2 separate regions of the Homo sapiens genome follow, and region 2 is linked to region 1. A link is a loop called in an ENCODE intact Hi-C map of the cell type or tissue named here. Cell type or tissue: PC-3. All regions are shown on one strand. Links, peaks and the distances in the headings refer to the core of each region. The heading gives the core; the rest is flanking DNA. Region 1 overlaps GMDS (GDP-mannose 4,6-dehydratase). Region 2 overlaps GMDS (GDP-mannose 4,6-dehydratase).

Region 1 (9,707 bases), core at 944-8,943:
GGATTTTAACTCCAAGTTCAGCCTGCATTATGTGGCCAGTTTTTCCAGCCAGCAAGGACGATACAGTCAGCTTGTAAACCATATGTGGTTTTGTATTCACCCCTGACCCCTGCATATTTGAAGGTTTGGGCTACTTGTATAGGTAGTGACAGCATCAGGAAGATGATGCAGTTGTCCACAGTAAAAGGCTTTCCACTTTAAGTCATGAAGTGTGTTGTCTTTGAAAATCATTATTGTTTTTGTGCAAAGTTCAGAACAGTCCTGCCACTGGATGTAGATATAGATCAATATTATGTAAAAATGATGAAAAGATCAAGTTAGTACATCACCCATCCACATGTATCAAATTCTTATGCTAATGAAGTCAGTGTAAGGATCTGTTTAGATTTAGGAGTTGTCCTTCAATCAATTATGTCACCACATCGGGCATTCAGTCAGGGCCTAAGGTTGATGTTTATAAAGTACTTGAAAATTACTAGATAAAAGTATCTAAAGAAAAGAGAGCTGTCTTCATCATCATCAGTGTTATGGATTGCTTTAGATGGTATACATGTTATTACAAGGTTTTCTTTTTCTGAATCTCATTCTTGCAGAACACATCTTACAACCACCTGGAGCCCTAAGATATGTTATTGTATAACATGTTCGTGATACTGTGCTTTAAAAAACATTTTTCTGAGTTTACCACCAAAATCTTTTACAGACATAGGCATTATGTAGCTATCTTTCTATTATTTAGGTAAAGGTGACAGTTATATTCTGCTACTCCAGAACCATCAGTACAGCATTTCCATTTTGACCCTGGTTTTCAGACTTTCCAAATATGCATTTCAATTTTGATGTTTTTAAAAATTGAGCTTATGTTGCTTTTCTCTATCTAATGGGATGTTTTTGTATCCTGAAGACATGAAGTTGCACTATGGCGATCTCACTGACAGTACCTGCCTTGTGAAGATCATTAATGAAGTAAAGCCCACAGAGATCTACAACCTTGGAGCCCAGAGCCACGTCAAAGTAAGCATTTTCATTGGGATTTCTCTGGCCGTGTTTCTGTGGCGTTCTGTATTTTACTTGTGTCTGCTGCTTCTCAGTGTAGTAATATAATCACTGGTCTTAGTCTTCAAGTTGAATTGTCAGTGTTAGTTTAAGTATTAATCCTAATTGAAGTACTCATAGATTTTTTAAAAGTCTCTTGTCTGTTATTAAACAATATAATAAAACCTTACCACTAATATTGGAATAGCAGTATTTGTTTATTTTGGGTTGTTCCCTGTAGCCATGAGGCCCATGGATGTGTTTTCTGCCATTTCAAATAACAGATTGTGAATTAAATGTTTTGTTAAAATGTTGGAAGATGTAACTAAGTAAAACCTTTATGTTAATATCAATTTTTGGTAGCGGCTAAATTACTGGCTGAGAGAATATTTTTGAGTCCCAATAATATGTTAAAATTAGCTGAATTAACTTTTTAATTGTGAATGGTAAAAATCATTGGAAGAAAGCTTTTTAGTCTCCCTCCTCCTCAGTGTGATATAGCCAGTGTGGATTTTCCCCTCTATTCGCATTCTGGAAGGAATCACGGTAAACATCACAGGCCCATCCTTAGGGTTCTAGTGGTCTGCTTAATTCAAGTTTTTGTTGCCGTGTCCTCCTGCTCACATGAATAAGTGAAATCTGAAGCCATGAATGATAGGAGTTCTATTTAGATACTTGTTCAGACAGGATGGTTAGTGGACCTGAGAAATAAAAGCAAGTAACTCTTAAGTTATAAAAGCCCCTCAAAAGTCCAGAAAATGTATGAGGTTTTTTTTTGTTTGTTTGTTTGTTTGTTTGTTTTGCTATTTAATGAACAAGTACAGGAGTCTTATTTCAGAAAGTTTTTCTTAGGTGATTGGCTATTTTTCTGTATCCCCATGTTTGCATAGAATGGAAGCTAAATGCCTATTCTATATACCTCTGCTTGTTTAAGGAAGAAATCATGAACTAGATAAAATGAAACCAAGTGGAGAACATGGTGAGAGAAACATAGCAATAAACTCAATCTTATAACTGATTGCCAGTCTTCATTATATGTATTTCTTTCAAATGTTAACCTTGAAGGATGGCTACATATCGATGAATGATGATACCTCATATCTGCCTGTGCTGTCTATGAAGAAACATTTTTCTTTTCTTAATCTGTGATGATTCTGTTCTATATCCAGACTTTCACCAAAGTCTGTGAAAGGTATCAGGGTCTTTAGGTTACAGCTTAGCTATTTTTCTAAATGATTCTCCATGTGTTTTTTCATTTTGGAAAGTCTCTTATGCATACTGTGTGCTTGAGAAATTACATCCCTTCTTTCCTATAGAGAAGCGGTGACTTTTTATCATTCCAGGAATGAAGACTTTATTTTTCCCTAATTGAGGTAGTCAGTCTATCTTCCACATTATAAGTCATCTGGCTGCTTCTTGACCTTCCTGACCAGCCATGAGAGTATCTTCCAGACAAAACAGAATGTTTTGGAATGAACATTCTGTTATTCAGTTTCCTTTAGATTAAGAAGTTTCCTTTGTAATCATAGATAGTTTATCACCTCTAGGAGCTGAAAATTGTAATGAAAGATGCAGAAAATTTTTATAAAGGTTTATTTATAGAAGACCTTCCCCTTGTCATTTAGTATTAAATGGGCTGATTCTTTCCTTTCCCCAAAACATATTTATAGTTCAGAAATATGTTATAGTTGGTTTTCTTAGTTGTAGTGATCATGATAGTGTTTTGTTATCGTTCTGGTGTGGTTGTACTGTAAGTAATAGAAATCATAGGCTATTGAGTTGGTTCCCTCTACATTGCTACACATGTGAAGTTTATCTTTTTTTATGGTATTTTGGCTGCTTTTCTTAATGGTTAGTTAATGGGCGGAAATGGCACTCTTCAGTGAGAATTTTGGTTTGTAAGGTCATTTAATCTTCCAACAAATATTTGTTGAGTGCATACCTCATGCAAGGTGTCATGCATGGTACAGTACGAAAAGCTGTGTCAGATACACCTCTGCTGTGGGGGTTTCAACTCTAGGAGGGGTGATTGGCACAAGTGTCTGACTCTTTAGAGGAGGGTAAGAGAGAACTTCCGTCTGGGGGTAGATGGATAGTGCGAGGCGGAACCGACACTGGCTCTGGTGTTGAGGTATAGAGAGGACAGTTACAGAGTTACAGACGTAGCGGGAAACTAATAGTTGAAACGGGGGTAATAATATGAGGCAAAGAGAAGTGGGAAAACTTGGTACATGTTTGCAGCATCATGAGCATTCGAGATGAGCTGAGCAGAACCAGTATGAGGAGAAGTGTGAGGTAAGGTCAGGTAGGAAGCTGGGCTGTGCCTGGGCAGCTACCCATGTTTTGAACGGGGGAAGATATATTCAGTGATGACTTCTAGAGGTAAGAGTCTAGAGGTAGGGCTTAAGAAGAGCTAGGAAGTTGCTGGATGAGGATGGTGTCACTAGAAATGGGGGTGGGAGTGAGGAATGAAACAGGATGCCAGGTGGGGCTGATTTCTCTATGCACTGATGTGGTCACTAGAGAAGAGGGAAACCCAGGGCTCCAGTGCCCAGGGGACCAGAAGGTCAATAGAACCAGTACTAGAAACCGACATTCAAGGAGGAACTTTTGGAGTGGGGTTGGAGAAATAAGTTCCCTTTTGGAAACATTTTACTGGCGTTACTTGAAGGACATTCAAGGGAAGCAGGCTATAAGGTAGCTTCAAATATGCTGTGAGTTTTGAGAGAGATCTAGGGTACAGAGCTGTATATTCAGCTCTTGAGGTCTTAAAGATGCCAAGTAGTAACTGGAGAAAGACGGGTAGAGGACTGAAGATTGAATCTTGGAAACAGGTTGATAGTGAGAGGGTGGGATGAGGACAAGTAGGGCTGATGACTGAAGTGGAGGAGGCAGAGGGTGGGATTGTGCCATGGCAGTCAAGAAATTGGGTCATTGCAAGCAAGAGGGGATGAGGCTAGGAGAATGAGGACCAGGAAAAGTCACCGGCCTTGCCAGTTAGGCCAGCGAGGATTTGTGACGTTTTAAAGAAACATTTTAGTGATGTGACAGAAGAACTTGGCCAGCGTGCAAGGGGTTTAGAAGTTGAGAGGTTATAAGGGAAATGCAAATTGAATGCATTTTTTTCCAGAAATTTTTATGTAGAGGGACAAGAGAGAATATGATGGGTAAAGCTTGTAGCATCATTTGTGGGTTGCCAGGCCTCTCTTCAGAATCCTTGATTCTTTAGGTCTAGGGTGGGGTCTTCGAACTTGCATTTTTAGGGTGTGTCCAGATGATGCTGTCCCTGGTCTGGGAACCGCACTTTGAGAACCCTTGTTCTAGTGTTTCAGGTTTCTTGGTTTATCCAAATAGAATATGTTCCTTAAATGCTTTCTTCTTAGACCTTTGCCTTTAATATATAGGTTTTTGAGTTTGATGTAAAATAATCCTATTACTTACTAGTTAATGACTTAATGAGCTTTTAAAGCCCAAAACTACGTCTGCAGTCAGGAGTTATAAGAATGGAAAGCGAATATGATATATGTTTGTATCAAAGTTCTTGATATTCAGAAACCTCTTTTTCTGAATTGTACATAGTCTGAGATAATAAATACTTCTCAAGTACTTAGTATGAACAGCTCCTCTTAGAATGTCCTTCGAAATCCCTGTTCCATACCACTGTTTATGCTGTGATCTGTGGACAGGCTTCGTCATGGCCAGAGCGGGCGTGGGGAAGGGGCCTGGGATGATGGCGCCATGTGATCACAGACTGCTCATCTGTCAGGTTGCTGGCAGCATGCTGCTGTGTTCCCTCACCTCTCCAGGGCTCTCCATGGTGGGTTGCAATTGTTTGTTTGTTTTCTAGTAGCTTGTTAGGGAAGGAATTAGGATGAAAAAATACATATTTTGTTTCTTATAGTTAATTTCTCTATATTAATCAGCTTTGTAGAATTTATTGTATTCATAGATATATTTAGACAAAAAAAGTTACTTCTGACAGTGTAATGTTTGCCATAAGATTAATTAAATTTCTTGTTATTTGGTTTGGTGTCCTTTTGAAAAAAGGTCCTAATATTAGCACACATTTGCATTTAATTTTGCACCCGTGACTTCTAGACTGGGTGTTGTTTGTGTTGGCTTCTGTTTGTATGGAATAAAGTCTCCTACCGCTCTCACTTCCAGTTAACTTGATGTGGGCTAGGGTATGCTAAAAGTAAGGAAAATAAAATAATAGGAAGTTGCTCTGGTTTCCTGTAGGAAACCAGCGAAGATGAAATTGGTTCTTGGAATAAACCCACAGAAGTCTGGGAAATACTGACTGAAGACATTTTTCTGAATCATAAACAGAAAAATTATGACTCATGAAGTAGGTCATTGAAAGGCTGGTTTGATCTTATGTGGGAGAAAGTGAGAGATGACTGAAATGTACTAGTTATTAAAAGAAGTTAAACCTAGCATGATGACATCATCCAAGTAGGAACAAATTATCCAATGCGTAGTCCTGCCCATTTGATGGAGAAAATGTTTTAGGAAACTGCTTTTTTTGTTGTGGTTGTGCGGTTGGTTGGTTTGTGTATTTTTTGCTGTGTAAGTAATAGTGTTGCTTAATTGTTTAACTTTAATTGCTGTCCGGATTTTCGATTCGTCCCCCATGTCTTGGAGCTTCTTTAATAATCTTAATGTCATTTTCAAAGTAGTGGTGTTGGTGAGATCTTTCTACAGTGAACCTAGTGCAGTATTTCTTTCCTTTGCCTCACAATGCCATGTTGGAATTGCCTTGATTTTTCTCAAAGAAACAACAGTTATTCCATTGTGGAATGTGTCTTTAGTGGAGACAGAAAGTCACTTAGTCTTTTTTTTAGTTTTGAAAAGGATTTTCAAATTCTTTCTCAGCGTTACAAACCATGAGTGTGTCTTTCTTTCACTTTCTCTTACTCAGATTGAATAACCCATACTTTCTACTCCTTTTCTAACCCTTTAAATATCTGTATTACTTTCCTTTTCAAGTCTCTGTGTAAGTTATTTGTTTAATTTTGTTTCAGGACTGCTAGGAGGCATGAGTGCCTGGGAGGTACACTGGGTCATGACCATGTGGCAGGAGCTGAGATTTCCTCACAGAGTTGTGCGGGACAAGTTAGCAGATTCTGACTGTGGAAGCCCCAGGGGGTTGAGTCTGAACACTCCTCCACGTGGGACTTCAAGCTTGGGATGCCAGTCAGGAGGCAGAGTTGACTGTGAGTCAAGGGGCCAGTGCGTTAGTGACCTGGCACGAAGTTAGAATCTAGGAGGGATGAGACAGAAAAGCTAGTTAAAGGAATGGAGGTGGGAATAAAAATAGCCATAGGAATTAAATCTGTGGCCCCTGGGAAAGGGCCCAAGAAACTGAATTACCTAAGCTAAAGAACTGTCATCTCCAGTGACATTTTCCTGGTGGTTCTGAGAGTTGAAATCCGTACCTTAATAGCTGACCCCCATATTCGTCCCCAGGAAGCCTGAACCTCTTGGGGCTGTTCTAATTGAGGGAGGGGGGTGGGTGAACAAATACATTGGGAGAATTGCATTATGGGGGGGAAGGGCGGTTGGTGAAAGGTGGGAGTCTATAGTTGAACATCTGGTTAGTGCCTGGCTAACCCAATTATAGAACAAAACAAAATTGCAACAGCGTGGCCCTTTACCGTGTAATTACAGTAAGGATAGGGGGTAGCCTATTAAAAACCCAGAGCAAACAGCAGAGAGGGACTGTTCTTCTGTGTTCTTGCTCATTCATTTATTTATTTTGGACCCTGGGGAGCCTGACAGGGAGGTGTGAGTAGAGCAGGAAAGTAAGGAGCAGGCAGGGAGCGTAGCTATTGCTGTTAGAAGGAAAGAGAAGCTGTTAGAACATCCTGAAATGTGGATGAGGGCCTGGCCTGTGGCCCATACAATTGCATGTTAGCATTCAGTAAGTTAACATGTGTGAATACAGCCATCGGCCCTTTACAGGCCCTGTGCCCAGAGGATGCAGCGGGGAGACATTATGTCCACTACTGGAACAGACGACTGCCATGGGGCAGAAGAGAGGAATGTTCTCACAAGAAACTATGGTCCAGGCAAGGTTATCAAATCAGGGGTGCATATCACGGTTCCTGGGACACACTCTAAAACTTCATATCCAGGTCCACACCAGACCCTGGGTCTTGGACTTTTCTGTGGCTTAAAATCCTGGTCACGTCACATGCTCACTACATGACCCTAAGAGGGCACTTAGCCTTTTTATGCTTCTGTTTTTCTCATCCATGCAGCAAGCACCTGCCTTAGGCTGTGTTTCCTTAAGATGTGATTCTACCTGTGGGCCTATGTATGTGGACTTGACTGTAACTCTTTTTCCCTAGATATCTACTTGTCTCATTCCCTTAACTACACTCGAACTTAAGCATCAGCTTCTCCGTGAGGCCCCCTGACCATCCTGTCTCCAATAATATCTCTCCTGGGATTGGACCCTCACCACCCCAAGTCCTGATGAAGGAGGCAAGCAGTGAATGCAGTGGGCATGGGGGAAAGGAAATATGCATTGGCCGCTGTGTGTCCTCCTTCACTTCAGTCCCAGTGTGCTGCCTGCTCACAGTTCAGTCTAACTTGAGGCAAATTATCTAGAGAAATGGATGGGCTCAGGTTACATAGTCAACATATCCGTCTTTGCTGTTTCTGCCTGGGACTGAGGCCTGTCATTTGCCTTAGCTGCTGTTCGAAATGATTGCAAGAATGTCTTCCTCATTCAAATAACTGTATTTCCTGCCACCAAAATGTTAACTTGTTATGATGTATTCTAAAGGAAAAAGTGATGTTTTGGATCCTTTGTTTTTTAATAAATGGGCTCTAGAATTCTAAAGTGGCAAAGATTTTGGCACAGAGCCAGCTCAAGCACTTATTTCACAGGTGCCCACCTGGACGTGCGGTTCATAAGCAGCCACACGCTACCTAGTCTCCAGCCCAGATATGATGCCACTCAGTCTTCCTGTCACACTACTAAGCTGAGAATACCGAGGTGGGCAGTATCGTTGAACTGTGAGGGGAAGATACCGCAGGACTCTGATACTTTATATCGGACCTCTTGTCATTCCCACTGTTTACTACGGTGAAATGAAGTTTTGGTGCATTTGAGTTTGAGTTTAAAACATTGTTCTTTCCTTGCTGGAGGGAACTGGTTTTAATTAATACCATATGAAAGAGTATTTGAATAGCTAGAAGATCCCCAAATTCAACAATGCCAGGTGCAATGTTAGCACATCAGTGATACTAACATAAAATTAATATATATAATATATACAGACAACAGAAATCCACGGTACTAACTCATCAGGAATGATAATCATCTTTTTGGTTAGGGTAGTACAATTTAATTCAATATAAAATTTAAAATTTTGAATATCTACACCATGGTGGTTTGTAAGTTAGCTTCCCTAAAAGCTATGGGAGGCAAATAATATTTGCTACAATTTCTTAATGAAGACGTTGTTAGAATGAGCAGCTTGTTCCTATTCATACAATTATTTTTAAATGAAATTGTCAAGTCAGTTATATAAGTATAATGTGAATTAACCTATTTTCTAAGATCTAAAAATAAATATTTCTGCTTTAGCACTGAAAATACATTTTTGTCCATATATTAGTATACACAAACTGTAACTTCATATTGGGTCTCTGAAGATAACTTATTTTGCTTAGTATATTTATGAATCGATATAGTTTATTATGATGTTATATGAGTTTTAAAACTCATTGTTTTCTTGTCTTATGTAATTTTTAGATGTGCTCAGAGCAACATAAATCACTCTAGTTTGTTAGCAAATTATGAATGTTCAAATAATAAAGATTCCTTATGAGCAGAATGCTTTACTTGTTAAAGAGCAGTGAGTACTTTGAAAGCCTGAGGATTAATAAGGTATGTTTGCATTTAGACCTAATATCCCTGCATACTATAGTGCCTTTTGTGTCTAGAAGAATTAGCTCTCTTACAGGTACAGTGAGTAGGTGCTTGGAGCAAAGACTGGATACTTTTAATCTCTGTGAATAGGTGATGTGGATGGAACAAACCTCTACGGTCAAGTAATGTTACGGTTTTGTTTGTTTTTGTTCTACAAGCTCCCATTTCTTTCTGATCAGTCCTGTTGTCCCTTCACCTGTGTGGACACAGCCCCCGTGATAACTTAATACAGTTTGTAACCACTTTTATTTGTTACAGCGCAAAATTGCAATACGAAACCTTTTTCATTTTATAATTTCATGTTTAGGTTTATAATGAATAAACACCACGATTGTAAATATGACTAGTTTATTCCCATGGTTCTTAGGAAGAAGTTGAGCATGTTTGACTTTGTATTCATCAGGGTAGGCAGGAGTGTATGCTGTTGGTGGGTGCCTGTGTGTCATCTGGCTCAGATTCTTCTTGGAAGCCTGTTGTAGATTTGAGCAATTGAATTCAAATCTAAAACCACTTAAAAAGTCCTTTATAGTCCATTAAGAATTTATATGAGAGAGAACACTCTATGAAAGTTCTCCTCTCCCTGTTCAAACAGATTGTTCTGTTTTATTAGAGCTAGGTGGTATTGTAATTTTGATAACAGCTAATAATGTTTGGAATTTTGCTCATAATTAATTAGTGGACCACACAAAGCTATGCTTGTTGGGTTTTTCACCCTTAATGTGTTTAT
Region 2 (9,707 bases), core at 1,312-9,311, 50 kb before region 1:
CCAAGTGAAATGCTACGAAAAGTTTAAGGAAGACAAGGTCTGAAAAAATGTCCACTGAATTAGGTATCTAGGAAGTCATTGGTGAATTTACTGAAATGGGAAAGTGTAATGATTCAGTCACAGTTTAAAATTGCTTGGGAGAAACAGTGGCCTTGAAGGTGTCATAGGTTTGCTGGGCAGTTCTGACTATGCAATTGCAATTGAATCATCTATTTGTAGAGGCAACGGTCTTCCCTGGGATTTTCCTTGGCCTATTTCAGCTGCCTGGGATTAGGAACAGAGAATGTAAACAAGATCTTGGCTGATGAGGAAGGAGTGGGATGGCAGAGTTGGGGTTTTGCTCACTAGGTGTGACAGGCTGGCAAGGTGTCAGACTCTTGGAGGAACTGGGAGAACAATTAGCATTGGCCACATTTTTTGCAGGTGAAGAAACTGAGGCCTGCTGATGAGTGATTTATCACAGCAGAAGGAGCATGCTTTTGGAGTAAGATAGCGCCTGACTTGATACTTATTAACTCTGTGACCTGGGAACATTATTTTAAAATCTTTCTTCACATAAATCTTCTTACTCTGCCATTCCAGATGAAGAATCTAAGAGCAGCTATTTGTGGGTGATTGTGAGGAGTAGTATGAATAAGGTTCTAGGGTTCAGAGTCAGATCCGAATTTGAATTTCAGATGTCCTTGTGTAATTTACTTGAACTCTGAGCTTGTTTCTTCATCTGTACAATGAAAATATTCTTACATGCTGTTTTGAAGCCTAAAACTACAAGAGATAATTGTAATATTTTCTTAGTATAGGGACTGGCAAAGAGTAACAGCACAGAAACTGACAGCCATTTATTATGTTGTTATTTTTACTGGGAATCTTTGGGAACAGTTGGGCTTTTCTTTCCCTCAGAATTTGTGTCAGTTACTTTATGGAGTTTCAGTAAGATAAACTGAAGATATTCAGTATAGGAGTGAATTTTCCCAAATTTGTTCTGCCTGATACTCCATATGTTTTTTCTGCATGGGGACCGTCTTCAGTTCTGGCTAGTGTTCTGCGAGTGTTAACGTGAATGCTCACGTTCTCTGTTTTCTTGCTTCTTTTTTGTTTTTCCTGTTGAATGCTTTGCTTGTTGGGTCGCCCAGTCTGTCATCCATTTAGTCTGTTTCCATACTTGTCTTTCATATTTACTGGCTTTTTATCTCTGAGTAACTTCAGATGATTTCTTCTAATATTTGCCTTGATTCTTTTTTTTATCTTTATTTTTTTACCTTTGTCAAGTCTACTGTTCAACCCATCCTTGAGTTCATTTTAATAACTATGTATTTTCCTACGTGGAATGTCTGTGTTTCTTTTTCAGAACTGCCCATTTTTATTTCAAAGTGTTCTCTTGTTGCATTATGAATTTGATTCCTTCCTTTATGTCTCAACTCTATATATTTTAAAGTCCTGTGGAGAATATTCTGTTGTCTAATATATGCTATATGAGCTGACATTATTTTATTTAGCTTTTAACATGAGTTGTCTTCCACAGGATGCAGATTATGAGATAAACATACTATGCTATGTGATGGTTATTTTGTGTGCCAACTGACATTTGGTCAGACATTCTGGGTGTATCTGTGAGGGTGTTTTTGGATGAGGCTAACATTTGTGTTGGTAAACTTGAGTATAACAGATGGCCCTCCCTAATGTGGGTGGGCCCCATCCAATGAGTTGAAAGGCTGAATGGAACAAAAAGGCTGACTCTCCCATGAGTAAGAGGGAATTTCTCCTGCCTGATATCCATGAGCTGGGACATGGGTCTTCTCCTCCCTTTGGACTCAAAGTGAAATACCAGCTGTTCTCAGGTCTCAAAGCTGCTGGCTTTCAGACAGGAACTATACCAAGGCTCTCCTGGCTCTTCAGCGTGTGGACTGCAGATCTTGGGATTGCCAGTTTCTCTCTCATACTGTTTCTATGTCTCTCCACACACTTTATTGGTCCTATTTCTGGAGAATCCTGACTAGTACAGATTTTGGTACTGGGAGTGGTTCTAGAGGAGCAGAGTTTCCAGGATGGGTTTTCTGAATGTGATTCTGGGGTTTCTAGAAGTGGCTCTCTAATCTGATAAGACTAAAATATGCTGATAACTCTTTCCAGTAGTAAGGAGAGCACTGATAGGCCATGGCATGATCTGGCAATAGAGATATACAAGATATCACCATTGGATACTCCTAACCAACCACTTAAAGCAATCAAGGATCTGGGTACTGTGTATATGATATTTTTGAACATTTTTGGTAAACTAACAAATACGGTGAGATTGGCTGGTTGTCACTGGACAAAGTGGGGAAAGAAAAGGATGAGCTCAAGCATTTTATTTTCCAGCTCAAACACCACATAAATGCCCTGAAGGCTTGTATGTGTGCCCTGAAGGAGAACCTTAAGTTGTATTAGTTGCAGGGCTGAAATGGCTAAAAAACCCAGAATCTTATCCTGTGACTGGCTGTATTATGATGCAAATTGAACTCCCAGTCTCATAGGGTGAATACTGTTAAAGGCATTGATTGGGAAGGAAGGGGGTGCCGAAAGTTGGGATGGGGATGTGTGGGAAGATCCTGATGAAGCTGGGGATATCGAACCCTAAATTCTGATGAGTCCTCTTTGCCAGTGGATGTGGCCTCTCCACCCCCAATGGGAGTAGCCTCTCCACCCCTGTTTGAGGGCATTAACCCTGCATTGTCTAAGGAAACTGTAGTGGCTTCCTTGAGGCAGTTGCTTTGTAAGATAATGCTGAGTCTACTCAGGACCCACCTTTACCACGGCTCTGTTTTTAGACCAGTAACTCCAGCAGGCTCCTAAAGGTGAAGGTTCAAGACATGACCCCTGAGAAGGTACACTACACTCCAAAATAACTACTTGAGTTTTCTAACCTATACAGACAGAAACCTGGGGAACAAATGTGGGCATGTATATTAAGACTGTGGAATAATGGTGGAAGAAACGTGAAGTTGTATCGGGCTGAATTTGTTGACATATACTCACTAAGCAAAGATTCTGCATTTAATGTTGCAGTTTAGTGAGTCAGAAAGTGCTCTAATAGTACGTTGGGTTGGCTGAACCATGGACCAAAAGGTGGCCTACGGTGATTGAATTAGAAATGCTAGACTTGGCTCATTTTAATGTAGAGAAAAGGATTCAAAGGCTTATTAGGAAGAATGAAATGTTAGAGTAGATTTGTCGTTAAAGACCTACTTGCCCACCACGGGAGGGTCCAGAAGACATGGCTTTCACAATGGTGAGAAATGCATTTGTGACGGGAGCCCCAGCATCCTGGAAGAGCTCTGTGGTTGCTTTCGTCTGTTAGGCCTTACAGTGGGAGCTGTAGTCACTGAATTGGGAAACCTAATGCAGCAGGAGCAATTGGATCCCAGGGGCCAAGTGGCAGCGCTCAGCCTGTGGTGTTGGCTAGTTCATCCTGTGTGTCTAATGTGGGTAGGTATCACCAGGTATTTGAAGTCCTGAATAGAACAAAGGTTGACCCTCTTAACAAGTAAGAACTCTTCCTGCCTGACTGTCTTGAGCTGGGACATGGTCTTTTCCTCCCTTTGGACTCAAATTAAAATGTTATCTCCTTTTGGTTCTTGAACCTGTCAGCTTTCATGCTGGAACTTACACCATTGGCTCTCCTGGGTCTACAGCTTATTGACTGCAGATCTTGGGACTTCTCAGCCTCTATAATCACACGAGCCAGTTTGTTGTAGTAAATCTCTCTCTCTCTCTCACACACACACACACACATAGACACACACATGTTGTTGGTCCAGTTTTCCTGGAGAACCCTGACTAACACAGCTATTTAGTGTTTGCCTCTCCTGGACCCTGTGGACCTGCTCAAGAATCCCACATGATGTGAGTGGGCTTGGAAATCTGACTTTTCCTTGGTGATTCTCTTTCCACCTGAGAATCAAGGCAGATGACAGGATTTCTGACACTTCCCTTGCTTGTAGGCAATTTTTATAGTCCCTGTTCACTGTTAGGACAGTTTATTATTGTCACCTGGGCCTATTATTCAGCATTATAAAAGTAGCCTCCTAGGCACATGTCATCGGTCGTGATTGAATATATCAAGAACTTGTCCAGACTTTCCTTACGACAGTTTACATCAGCTACACTACAGTGTGCAAGGATCAATGAGAAAATGAGAGAGCTGTCTAGATCAGTGGGCTGTTGCTCCTCTAATTTTTTATTTTTTGATGTAGTCCCAGAGCCGATAGAGTGAGTGAGAGGGATGGCCACAAGGAACAAAGGATGGCAGGAATGAACTGAAATTGCAGTGGCCCCAGAGCTTGGAGAGCAGGAGGGAACTCGGTTTCCTGTGGAAGCAGTGTGGGTGGGAAGTATGCATCACTGCTGCTGTCTCCTCTCAACCCAGGGCCACTTCTTAGACGTTACTTATCTCATGGGTCTCACTCAAATCTGGTAATGTAGGGAAGCACCAGGAAAGTTTTGTGTGTGTGTGTGTGTGTGTGTGTGTGTGTGTGTGTGTGTGTGTGTGTGTTGGAATGTTATGAAAACCTGATATTTTTATTCTATTATTTGAACCAGGAATAATTTTGCTAGCAATAAGTAAGACTGTTTTAAGTATGAAGTTTAAAATTCTAACCCTGAATACATGAGACTAGAAAAAACAATAAGGTCTACTCCTTTTTTCTGCTTCCTTTTAGCAGACAAGTACTTTCAAGCCCCAGAGGTATAAGGAAAAAATTATGGGAAAGAACTTTGGAAACAGATGTCTATTATTTGATTTGAGCCACAGAAAGCCACAGTCTTAATTAGTGGAACCCTGGTGTTCCATGGGAGGAGATTTTGAGAACCACCAAACTTGTCTAGTCAGTTCCTTGTCACCATTGCAAAAACTGGCCTCCCTACGCTGTGGCTTACTCACAATTCCCAGGTCATGTAGCTTGGGGCAGAAGCATGATTAGAACCTAGGCACCCACAGGTATTCTTTCTGCTCCTTGGAAAATGGACTTCCTTTATTTTTAAAATAGGCATTGGAATGTATATCTTGGTGTGGCTCTGGGGCCAGTTTAGTCTCAAGAGATTTTTGTCTATGAATGCAGTGACCTTATCAAGCATAGACAATTTCCTGTGTCATTAAGATGTTCCTTGGCAGAATATTATTTTTCTTGGTGAATATATTGTGGTATAAAACATGCATAGAGAACCAGCTCTGTTTTTTTCTGAGTGAATTAGCTGTATTGTAGCTTATCTGTGGCAAGATCTTGCTTTTGAGTTTATTGACAGTGACTCCTGTCATTAGTGACTTGCTTGAATGAGGTCTTGGCTTTCTCTCCTTTTATTTTGACTTTTTAGCAGTCTGAGTCACAGCCAGGAAGTCCTTTGAAACCAAACCCTTAGCCCTTTTTTGTGTTTCAGGGACAGTTTGGGAAATGTCCCTTAAAGGGGTCCTTTGGTTTCTCTGTTGGGTCCCTTATCTTTTTCACCAGCCCCACGTAGGTCCTTGTTCTGTCCTAGACTGATTGGTTTGAAGGTCACAGTGGGGAATTGGGGGTTCCCCCACCACCTCTGGGTCAGCACTTTATAGCACAGTTTTATTAAGATGTGGAAAATGAATTTTCAAATCCTCAAGTACACCCAAATTGAAACAGAAAACCTCCAAGAAACACTGTGAAGCTTCCTGAGGGAAGCTGTCAATCCTCTGATAATTCCTAAATCTTGTCCCAGTACTCATAAGATGTCAGATGGTAGATACAGTAGGTGCACTGAAAGCACCTGTGGTCAGTCGTGTCATTTGTTACTATTTAACAGCTTGTTTCAGTCAGTGAGCAAAACTAACATATACACAGAACTAAAGATTTTATACTTTAAAATTATCTTAGCATATAGGCCGGGTGTGGTGGCTCACGCTTGTAATCCCAGCACTTTGGGAGGCCGAGGCAGGCGGATCACAAGGTCAGGAGATCGAGACCATCCTGGTGAACATGGTGAAATCCCGTCTCTACTAAAAATACAAAAAATTAGCTGGGCGTGATGGTGTGCCCGTAGTCCCAGCTACTTGGGAGGCTGAGGCATGAGAATTGCTTGAACCTGGGAGGCAGAGGTTGCAGTGAGCCGAGATCACACCATTGCACTCCAGCTAGGGCAACAGAGAGAGACTCCGTCTCAAAAAAAAAAAGTTAACATATAATCCTTTTGACAAAGTTTATTAAAAATAATTCTTTCAAAGAGCTTCAGGGTATGGTCATTGATTATTCAGCTTGAAAGAATAAAGAAAATATATTTAGAGAAGTGGTATTTATTGGAATATTTGCAGTCTGTGCTCATTCAGTAAATTGAGTTTGAACAACAATACATCAGAGTCTTTGGTCAGGTGTGGTCGTGGCTCATGCCTGTAATCCAGCACTTTGGGAGGCCGAGGTGGGTGGATAGCTTAGGCTCAGGAGTTGGAGACCAGCCTAGGCAACATGGTGAAATTCCATCTCTACAAAAAATTAGCCAGGTGTGGTGGTGTGCACCTCTAGTTCCAGCTACCCAGGAGGCTGAGGTAGCTGGAACTACCTGGTGGTTGAGGCTGTAGCGAGCCATGATGGCACCACTACACTGCAGCCTGGGCAACACCTGTCTCAAAATCTTCATAGACTTATATAACAACCATGACAATTGAATGACATTTTTCTACAACTTGAAAATTTGTCTTTAAAAAGAATCTATTTTAAAAAAGAGTTAATAAAGTTGGAGTTTGGTGTCAGACCTAGGTTGATTCCTAGTTCTTTCTAGCTGAAAAGTGTTCCACCTATAAAATGGGATCATAGTAGTGCTTATCCATTATATCTTAGTGAAGATTAAATGTTAGAAGCTGTGTTACATATTTAGTGCAAGGCCTGGACACTCTCTGTTAATGTCAGCCACTGTCACTCTTCTGATGAGAAATTGTTATCCGAACTTCACTCTTCTCAGAGTTCAGATATGATATTTTGGCTGAACTTGCAATTTAGAAAGATAAAAACTATCGCATGTAGTAAAAATCTGTTGGAAAATATAGTACTACTTTTCTTTAATGGGGGAGAAGTTTATGTTTTTCTTTGAAATATGTTAATATTTAGGCTTAAATTGTTCATAGTTGCTTTCTATTAACTCTAAAAGATTGAATGATTTTTTCAGCCCAAGATTTTTTGTAGGTTTCGTTGTTAATTTATGCTCCTGTGCATGGTGCTATATAATATGACTATAAAATTGCATATTTTATATATTACAGTTGACCCTTAACACGGGTTTGAACTTTTTTTCAATAAATATATTGGAAGATGTTTTGGAGATTTGTGACAATTTGAAAAAACACATAGATGAACTGTGTAGCCTAGAAATATTGAAAAAATTGGCCGGGTGCTGTGGCTCACACCTGTAGTCCCAGCACTTTGGGAGGCCAAGGCAGGCAGATCACCTGAGGTCAGGTTCGAAACCAGCTTGGCCAACATGGTGAAACCCCATCTCTAGTAAAAATACCAAAATTAGTTGGGCGTGGTGGCATACGTCTGCAATCCCAGTTACTTGGGAGGCTGAGGCAGGAGCATTGCTTGAGCCTGGGAGATGGAGGTTACAGTGAGCCGAGATCATGCCACTGCACTCCAGCCTGGCCGGCAGAGCAAGACTCTGTCTCAAAAAAAAAAAAAAAAAAAAAAGAAAAAAAGAAATATTGAAAAAATTAAGAAAAAGGTATGCCATGAATGCATAAAATGTATGTAGATATTAGTCTGTTTTGTCATTTACTCTCATAAAATATACACAAATCTATCATAAAACGTTAAAATTGGCTGGATGTGGTGGCTCATGCCTATAATCCCAGCACTTTGGGAGGCTGAGGTGGGCGGATCATGTGAGCCCAAGAGTAGGCAATTAGCAGTTAAATTTTTGGGATCAGAAGTTATCTGAGGATTTCTGACTGCACAGGAGGTCGGTACCCCTCTGTCTCCTCCCCCTCACATTGTTCAAGGGTCAACTATACGTAGAAGGAATTTTTAAAAATAACTTTTTTGGCCTAAATTTAATATGTATCCCCAAAGTTGGACTTAGTTTAACTTAACATGTGATAGAAACACTGGAAGTGTTGACTTTCATGAAGTGTCGCAATTCTAAAAAATTGAGGAAAAATTCAGTACATATTCAGTACCTGTGTTTATCCAGAGCACATAATTACTTATCTTCCTTCTAAACCCCAACCTAATGTTCAGTGATTTCTTTTCTTGTGAGAGTTAAGCTTGATGCTTTTTGATGTAAGTAGGTATACTTGTCAAAAACAGCTAAGAACTTGGCTCACCTCACCGCCTCTGGCAGCGTAAGGAATTAACCACCGTGGACACTGTGGGGAGGAAGCATCATTGATGCCGGTTGGCAAAGGAAAGGCCATAGTCAGCGCATCCATGTTGCCACTGCTTTGAGTGAGCGCTAGGGGGCGGTAAGAAGCGATTCGCTAAGTCCCCATCCTAACTTTCCCCACTTTCTTGCCCCAATACTGAAGGGAAGTCAGACCAAATATCTTGATAAACAAAAAGTGGCCAGCAGATAGCCAAAGAGGTTTTTACTAAGGAGTGAGCAGTTTTGATTTGTGATTCTTACTGAGGTTGGAAGTTCCTATTTTGATGTCTTCTGAAACATTATCACTTCCATTTAACTGATGGGGAATGCCATTTTATTTTAGCATCTAGATTATTTATTTGAGGTTGATTGGAAATTTTGCTTTACAATTCTTTTTCATTTTTCAGAAAAACCAGTTGTCACATATTTATGCTTTACTTTTGTGTTGTATTTTTACCAAACTGTAGGAAGTACTTTTTTCAATTATAAATTAAGGAATCCCTCCCAGAGCAGTTACATGAATGTCAAATTGAGATAGCCTTTGAATTCTGTTTCCCTTATGCGTACATATGTTTTATTTTGCTATTGTTTTTAAACTATTATATATGTATGTATATATGTATATAGCATTACTAGAAACTATTTTGCTATTGTTTTTAAACTATTATATATATAGCATTACTAGAAACTATGAAGGGAAAATAAAAGCTGGAACCAGCAAGGTGATGAAAAGGCCACTGTGGGAGTTGAACATGAAAGAATGGTGCTTTCATGAGGAAGGAGGTATTGATGTGGTTTTGGGGGCTGAGGTTTGTTTTTGTTTCAGCTACCATCTTAGAGACAATAGTGAATCAGAACTGTATCAGGCAGGCAGATTTTAATGCCCATTTCCAAACAGAGATGTCTCTCTTAGATACTCAGGGAAAGAGTCACATAGACCATCTGTATTTGTTCTGCTTCTCATTTTACCCTTGAGGAATGAAGGAATTCTGTTGAACAGTGCCAGCATTAGTTTAGGCTGAAACATATAATTGTATTGAGTAATAAAGGAATTTTAAAATTCCTGTTTTTTCCTGTGGCTCTCTTTCACAAAACAGGCTAATGGTGAAATACTTTTGCAAGTGTTCCCATTCATCTCTGGCTGATGCAAGATGCCTAGTGCCTTGTGGTTTCCTAATTACTGAAGCCCTAATTTCTTTGGCAAATCTCTCCCCTATAGATTTCGTTTTGGTAGTGAAAATTACTCACAAGACAAGATGAGCACTGGCATCTCTGGTCTGGTTAAGGCAACATCTGGATGCTGAGATTAGCCATAGGGATGGGTCATCTTTTCTACTCAGGTCAGCAGATTAGTTGTC

What was found. A loop is a pair of places that touch in the nucleus more often than their neighbours do. Peaks named below come from ENCODE experiments on the same cell type or tissue, not always from the same donor. Only the 100,000 strongest peaks of a DNase experiment are listed, where the experiment ranks them.
Region 2: a loop joins it to region 1, with 2.1 times the contacts of the local background. A loop is called at or near these places in 7 of 110 quality-filtered maps.

Annotation. Positions count from the first base shown.
Region 1 is chr6:2,107,078-2,116,784 of GRCh38, reverse strand. GMDS (GDP-mannose 4,6-dehydratase) reads left to right here. Exons shown (of 11, transcript NM_001500.4): 4 at 905-1,014. Among named protein-coding and RNA genes, the nearest start is that of GMDS, 130 kb to the left of the region's middle. In PC-3, for the core only: no CTCF peak of the experiment used is centred there; a DNase peak (open chromatin) is centred at 5,374; H3K27ac peaks cover 1,049 bases.
Region 2 is chr6:2,157,484-2,167,190 of GRCh38, reverse strand. The region is part of intron 1 of GMDS (GDP-mannose 4,6-dehydratase); the gene reads left to right. Among named protein-coding and RNA genes, the nearest start is that of GMDS, 83 kb to the left of the region's middle. In PC-3, for the core only: a CTCF peak has its summit at 8,384; DNase peaks (open chromatin) are centred at 4,900 and 5,320; H3K27ac peaks cover 1,626 bases.